2 separate regions of the Homo sapiens genome follow, and region 2 is linked to region 1. The links are chromatin contacts, found by Hi-C or POLR2A ChIA-PET in ENCODE. All regions are on one chromosome and are shown on one strand. Each heading gives the region's core, a stretch centred on a gene start or an enhancer-like site at or near the end of the contact. The rest is flanking DNA. Distances are from core to core; before and after follow the strand shown. Region 1 holds the start of PAK4 (p21 (RAC1) activated kinase 4). Region 2 holds the start of TIMM50 (translocase of inner mitochondrial membrane 50).

What was found. Hi-C counts contacts between places; a loop is a spot of excess contacts on that map. ChIA-PET counts read pairs that join two places held with the same protein, here RNA polymerase II (POLR2A). Pooled maps may share reads with other maps.
Region 2: a loop to region 1 is called in a map of gastrocnemius medialis, with 7 times the contacts of the local background. The contact joins the promoter of TIMM50 here to the promoter of PAK4 in region 1. A Hi-C loop is called at or near these places in 2 of 168 maps with a recorded cell type or tissue (gastrocnemius medialis and vagina) and 12 of 50 pooled maps. POLR2A ChIA-PET finds 5 or more read pairs at or near these places in 2 of 52 experiments (CD8-positive, alpha-beta memory T cell and activated CD4-positive, alpha-beta T cell).

What each region holds. Positions count from the first base shown.
Region 1 is chr19:39,123,955-39,127,334 of GRCh38, reverse strand. PAK4 (p21 (RAC1) activated kinase 4) reads right to left here and starts at 1,549. Exons shown (of 10, transcript NM_005884.5): 1 at 1,416-1,549.
Region 2 is chr19:39,479,194-39,482,604 of GRCh38, reverse strand. It overlaps TIMM50 (translocase of inner mitochondrial membrane 50), which reads right to left and starts at 1,767. Exons shown (of 11, transcript NM_001001563.5): 1 at 1,644-1,767; 2 at 572-722. The coding sequence starts at 1,751. RefSeq lists enhancers at 1,315-1,364, 1,485-2,079.

The DNA.
Region 1 (3,380 bases), core at 300-2,799:
TCAAAGACCGGGCGGGAGGCATGGGCCTGGAGTTGGAGAACAGTAAAGGGGCTGGGGAGAAATGGGCAGAGCCATAAGAAGTGAGGTGGGAGTGACTAAGGACCACAGTGAGAGCTTAGGGTTTTAAGAACAGTGAACACCCCGCTCTGCCCAGGGTACCACCCAGGGACACTCTCCCCAGTCAGAAGCCCGTCGGACTCCCTTGCTCGGACTCCAGACCACCTACAAACACCCTACTCCCATAGGCTCACAGGAATCTTCCCTGCCAGATCACACCCTTCCAAGGAAACCAAGCAGACAATCCGATCCGCCCAGGGAGTGGCCCAGCCCTGCCCAGCCCCCTGCTTCCAGGAGAGACCTAATGGCTGGCAGCGGACAATGTGGCGACCAGGGGCAGGAGCCCTGGAATCACCCAGGCCCAGCTTCGATTCTAACTCTGCCTTCAGCAGAAGCTTCTGAGCCTCATTTTTCCCGTCTGTAAAGTAGGTTCATCTTGAGCACTCACTTCACAAGATTGCAGCAGGAGTGAAATACGACCGGGCACACAGGGCGTGGAGCACAGTGTGAGCCCTCATTAAACATTAACCGACATTATGATGATTTGAGAGGCGGTCGGCCAGAGCAGGGCTCTGGGCCAGAACTCCGGAGTTAGAATCCCAGCGCACAACTTATGCATCGGGTGACCTTGTGCAAATCACTTAACCTCTTAATACCAGGTTAAGACCCCCTAAGACTATAGTGAGGACTGAATAAGCTCATACAAGTAAAGCGTTAAAAAGAGGGTCTAGCCCATAGTGTTTCATGAGTGTTTGCCATTATTATTTGTGGGAGGGTTCCCCCTTCTCCTGTCACCAGGAAGCATCTCTGACCCGGCCCCCCCCCCCCCCCCCGTCCCCCGCAATACGCCCTCCTTGGGTTTTAATTTTTGACTCTGGGAAACAGCTGCCCCGCTGTCAGATTCTCACCTTTGTACCTTCTAGGCACGCCCCAGCTTTGAACCCCTAAAAGACGCCCCCGAACCTAAAACTCATTCATCTGCTCCGCTAGGGGCAGCTTTAAACCTCCAACCTGGCGCCCCTGGGGCTGTGACCTCTGACCCTCGTGGGGGCAGCCTTCCCTCAAATTATTAACTTTGACCCTGCCTTTTTTGAGACTCGCCCAGAACCCCTCGAACGCGCCCCCACTTCGAATTTCAAACTTTGCACTCCCCTTCGCCACGCCCCCTTCGCTGGTTTGATCTCCGACCTCCACTACAACTCCCTCCAGTCTGCGTTAACCCCCGACCCCTCGGACGCGACCCTTCCCTCCACCAGTGACCTTTGACCCCGGCGGCCCCGCCCCCCTCCTCGCGGAAACGCCGTCCCGCCGCCAGCGCCCGGCCCACCGCAAGCCCCTGGCCGGACCCCTTATCCTACCGGCTCGGCGCCGCAGTCGCTCGCGGCCTAACTGCTCGACCTGGAACTCCGCGCCCTCGCGCCTCCCTCAGCTCTCTTGCACCGCCACCACCGCGGACACTCCCGCCGCCATGTTGAATCCCCAACGAACATCCGGGGCTTTCCCCCCTCACCGCCCACCAGTCCCCATAGCAACGAGGCTGACCGGGCAGTGGGCAGGGCCAGTGCGGGGGCGGAGTCGGGCGCCTCTCAGGGCCCGCTCCAGCCTCCGATTGGTACAGAGCGTCCAATCGGAGACCTTCGGGCAGAAAATGCCAAGCGGGGATTGGAAATTTTGGAAAAGGTGCGGGAAGGCTGGCTCCCGGCCCACTGAGGTCCTTAAAGGGGAAATGACTGTTTTCGTGTGATACCGATTTTCTAACTTCCCCCCCAGAAGGAGTTAGGGGCTGGGAGAAAGTAATGAGTTAATGGGCAGAAACAGTTCTTAAGCACTTACTAGGAGGCAGGCACCGGGATAAGTGTTTTACTTGCATTTTCTCGCTGCATATACAACCCTGTGGTATAATATCATTAATACCCATTTTACAGATAAAGAAACAGAGGTTCAGAGGGTGAAATAGCTGGCTTAGCATCATAGAAAGAAGGTAATGAGTTTTGAACGCTGGTCTGTCTGAGCCCGGGAACCTGAGACTGTTTGCTCTTCAATTTTTAAATAAGTTTTTACGAAGTAATTGGTCAAAATATTGAAAACAAACAGCAGACATCTTCTTTAAAAATTTTTTTAAATTTTATTTTTACTTATTTATTTGTCTTGAGATAGAGTTTCGCTCTTGTTGCCCAGGCTGGAGTGCAATGGCGCGATCTCAGCTCACTGCAACCTCCGCCTCCCGGGTTCAAGAGATTCTCCTGCCTCAGCCTCCTGAGTAGCTGGAATTACAGGCGTCCACCACCACACCCAGCTAATTTTTTGTATTTTTAGTAGAGACAGCGTTTCACCATGTTGGCCAGGTCGAACTCCTGACCTCAGGTGATCTATCCGCCTCGGCCTCCCAGAGTGCTGGGATTACACGTGTGAGCCACCAAGCTGGCCTTTTTCTTTTATTTTTAAAGAGAGAGTTTTGTTGTGTTGGCCAGGCTGGTCTCGAACTCCTGGGCTCAAACTATACTCCTGCCTCGGCCTCCCAAAGTGCTGGGATTGCAGGCGTGAGCCACTGCGCCCGGCCAGACATCTCTCCTCCTGGATCTTATTCACTGGACTCCAGCCTTCATGCTGTTCCTGAACTCTTGTCAGGTGCGCTCTCACCTCACAGTCTTTGCACTGGTTGTTCCTCTGCCTGGAACATACTCTTCCCCCAGGTATCCTTATCTCTCCCTCCCTTTTTTCAGGGCTTTACACAGATGTCACTTTCTCTGTGAACTAATTCCCTCGCTCACCCTAAGGAAAGCAGCAAACATCCCTCTCACATACTACCAAACTCTGTCTGCTTTGTTCTTATTTCTCACTCCTAATTGTAGTTATTGCTTGTTGGTTGTCTCCTCTGCTGGAATGTCAGCCCCATGACAACATGGATTTCTGTCTTTGTTCACTGCTGCATTCCCAGTGCCCCAGCACTGTTGGCATGTAGATGCTCAGTAAACATTGGTGGAAGGGCTGTTTGAATGCGTGGTAATTCCACCCCTTCAGAGATACTCTTAAATGTTTGGTGCTTCTCCTCTGCCCCAGAACAGCCACATAGTAGGCATTTAATTAATTTCTACTAATGTCGGTGGCAACAATGAATGAATGATTGAATGATGAGTTAATTTTTCTTTATGTTTACCTATCTTTTTTCTTTTTATTTGTTCATTCGTTTTTTTTTTTGTTTGTTTTGTTTTTTGTTTTTTTTTTTTTTTTTAGATAGGGGTCTTACTCTGTCGCCCAGGCGGGATTGCAGTCTGAAACTCCTGGGCTCAAGTGATCCTTCCAACCTAGCCTCTCAAGTAGCT
Region 2 (3,411 bases), core at 518-3,017, 360 kb before region 1:
CACTGCAAGCTCCGCCTCCCGGGTTCACGCCATTCTCCTGCCTCAGCCTCCCGAGTAGCTGAGACTACAGGCGCCCGCCACCACACCGGGCTAATTTTTTTTTGTATTTTTAGTAGAGATGGGGTTTCACCGTGTTAGCCAGGATGGTCTCCGTCTCCTGACCTCGTGATCCGCCCGCCTCGGCCTCCCAAAGTGCTGGGATTACAGGCGTGAGCCACCGTGCCCGGCCGGGTCTGTGGGATTTAAAGTAACTAGTGGGAAGGCTGGATTTTTGGCTGCTGAGGAAAGACAAAGTTTAGGAAGCTGATCCAGGCCTATCCTTCCCCATCTTCCCCTCTTTCCTTTATCCTGGTACAGGAACCAACTAGAAAGACTAGAACCTTAAGGAGTGGAAGGGAGAAGAAAGAAGACTTCCCTGGTTTTCAAGGTAGGTGTCTTATTTGGCTGCCCTATTGAGGAAGGAGCCAGGGAATGAAGACGAGAGAAGCTGGTAGTGGGCAAGAGTGGGAGGTTCCACAGTGGACCAGGGAGGCCAAGGAACAAAACTGGGGGACAGGGATATGTCCCTCACCAAAGATATAGACGACGCTCACAGTCCCACCAGCTCCAAGCAGCCCAGCAAGCCAGAGCGCAACTTTTTTGGCATAGCTGGGACCCTCTGAGCCCGGCTGCTGCTGTGGCCCTTGCGCCTTAGTGCTCCCGCGGCTCCCGATCTCTGCGGCCTGCGGTTGAGAAAGGGGAGGTCAGCCAAGAGAGAAGAGAGGTCAGGATGGTCCCCACCCTCCAGTCCAAGAAGAATCAAGTTCAGGAGCCAAGAGGCAGACACCCACAGAGCCCTGGACATCTGTGTCCCTGGAGTAGCAGTCAGGATGTGGGGCTGCTCAGAGGGTCAAAACCAGACTGTCCCGCACCAGGATGCCAGGAGTTTTAAAAGCTAACAGGCCAGGTGCACAGGATCCTGAAGGCAACAGGACTGGAGGGTCTGCAGCCCAGAAAAGCAAAGCACGGAGAATAAGGGATGGGAGGGCCTAAACACTGGGATGAGAGGGAACGGAGGGCACAAGTGGTGGGGGAAGGGGTACAGACAGAACCGGGAGTTACGACGTCCGGCTGCTTGGGGCTAAAAGTAGCAGAGTTATAGGGTAAGGGATAGGAGCGGAGGCGGGGAAGGGCAATCACTTGTCTGGGGCTTGGGGAACTAAGGCACAGAAGTGATAGACTTGGAGGTCAGAATGGCTGGGTCTCTGTCAACATGGAGGCAAGTCGAATTGGAAACCCAAACGTCTACCTCGCCACCACCAACGCCACAGAGAAAATAACTCCCACGGCCAGACTGGGACTCCAGCGTCCCAGGCCCCTCCTGCTCAAGTATCACCTGAGTGGTCACTGAAACGGGGAACGGTAACCCCCTCCTCCTCCGGCACCCACGTGGGTGGGAGGTGGGGTCTAAGGACACACCTGGATTCCCAGCCTCCAGCCTAGGGGAGCAACCACCCAGGAGGTTGGGAAGGGCCCCAAAACACAAGCGGCGTTTCATTCAGCACCCTGAGGTGAGGCGTCCCGGAACCCCCAAGGGGCGGCGATATGTCCGTAACTCCAGGGAAGGGACCCCACATTCAGAGGGCCACCCTCGTTCCGCTCACCTGATCTGGGGCCCGGCGGGGCGGCGTCGCCAACCTCGTGCACAGTCCCCGCGAGCCGAGCCGGAGCCCGCTTCGCAAGCGCGAGAACACCGCTGCCGAGGCCGCCATCTTGCGCTGACGCCACGCGGCCCCGCCCACTCGCTCCCTCTTCGCCCGCCCCGGGCCGGAGCTACAGCCAATGGAAACGCGGGGGAGGGGCGGGTGGACGGAAGCCCGAGAGAGACCAAAGGCATCGGGCGGATTGCCGCAGGCGCGTTTGCTTCTGACTAGTCTCCTGGCTGACCCTGGGGGCGACAACTGGGATTCAAAGTCATCTGGACCACGCCCCCTTGGGCCTTGCAGAGCGCCACCGCCCCTGCAAAGGACGCAGCGAAGGAAGGGATCACACTTATTGCCCAGAGATAAAGCTGAGGCCATAATGAAGGGAGTCAGTGGCTGCCTGATTTGTCCAAAAAAATAGTCACGAGTCAGGCCGCTTGTCTCACCGTGTAAGGCAATCGGCCCTCACCTCCCAATTGTCTGAAGGGATGGGTTGCCCCTCCACACCTGTGGGTGTTTCTCGTTAGGTGGAACGAGAGACTTTGGAAGAGAAAAAGACACAGAAACAAAGTATAGAGAAAGAAATAAAGGGGGCCCAGGGGACCAGCGTTCAGCATACGGAGGATCCCTCCAGCCTCTGAGTTCCCTTAGTATTTACTGATCATTCTTGGGTGTTTCTTGGAGAGGGGGATGCGTCAGGGTCATAGGATAATAGTGGAGAGAGGGTCAGCAGATAAACACGTGAACAACGGTTCATAGACAAGGTAAAGAATTAAATGCTGTACTTTAGATATGCATACATATAAACATCTCAGTGCCTTACAGAGCAGTATTGTTGCCCGCATGTTCCACCTCCAGCCCTAAGGCAGTTTTCCCCTATCTCAGTAGATGGAACATACAATCGGGTTTTATACCAAGACTTGCCCAGGGACGGGCAGGAGACAGATGCCTTCCTCTTGTCTCAACTGCGAAGAGGCGTTCCTTCCTGTTTTACTAATCCTCCTCAGCACAGACCCTTTACGGGTGTCGGGCTGGGGGACGGTCAGATCTTTCCCTTCCCATGAGGCCATATTTCAGACTATCACATGGGGAGAAACCTTGGACAATACCTGGCTTTCCTAGGCAGAGGTCCCTGCGGTCTTCCGCAGTGTTTGTGTCACTGGGTACTTGAGATTAGGGAGTGGTGATGACTCTTAAGGAGCATGCTGCCTTCAAGCATCTGTTTAACAAAGCACGTCCTGCACAGCCCTTAATCCATTTAACCCTGAGTTGACACAGCACATGTTTCAGAGAGCACGGGGTTGGTTATAGAGAACCCCGTCATCTATAACAGGGTATGGTTATAGATTAACAGCATCTCAAGGCAGAAGAATTTTTCTTAGTACAGAACAAAATGGAGTCTCCTATGTCTACTTCTTTCTACACAGACACAGTAACAATCTGATCTTTCTTTTCCCCACATTGTCAGAAATAGACATTGAGGCCCAGAAAACGACCTGAAAAGCCAGCCCTCGAAAACTCTTCTGGCCAGGCGCTGTGACTGACACCTATAATCCCAGTGCTTCGGGAGGCCGAGGCAGGAGGATCGCTTGAGGCCAGGAGTTTGAGACCACACTGGGTAACATAGCAAGACTGCAATCTCTATTTTTAAAATTAATAATAATAGGCCGGGCGCAGTGGCTCATGCCTGTAATCCCAGCACTTTGGGAGGCTGAGGCAGGCGGATCAC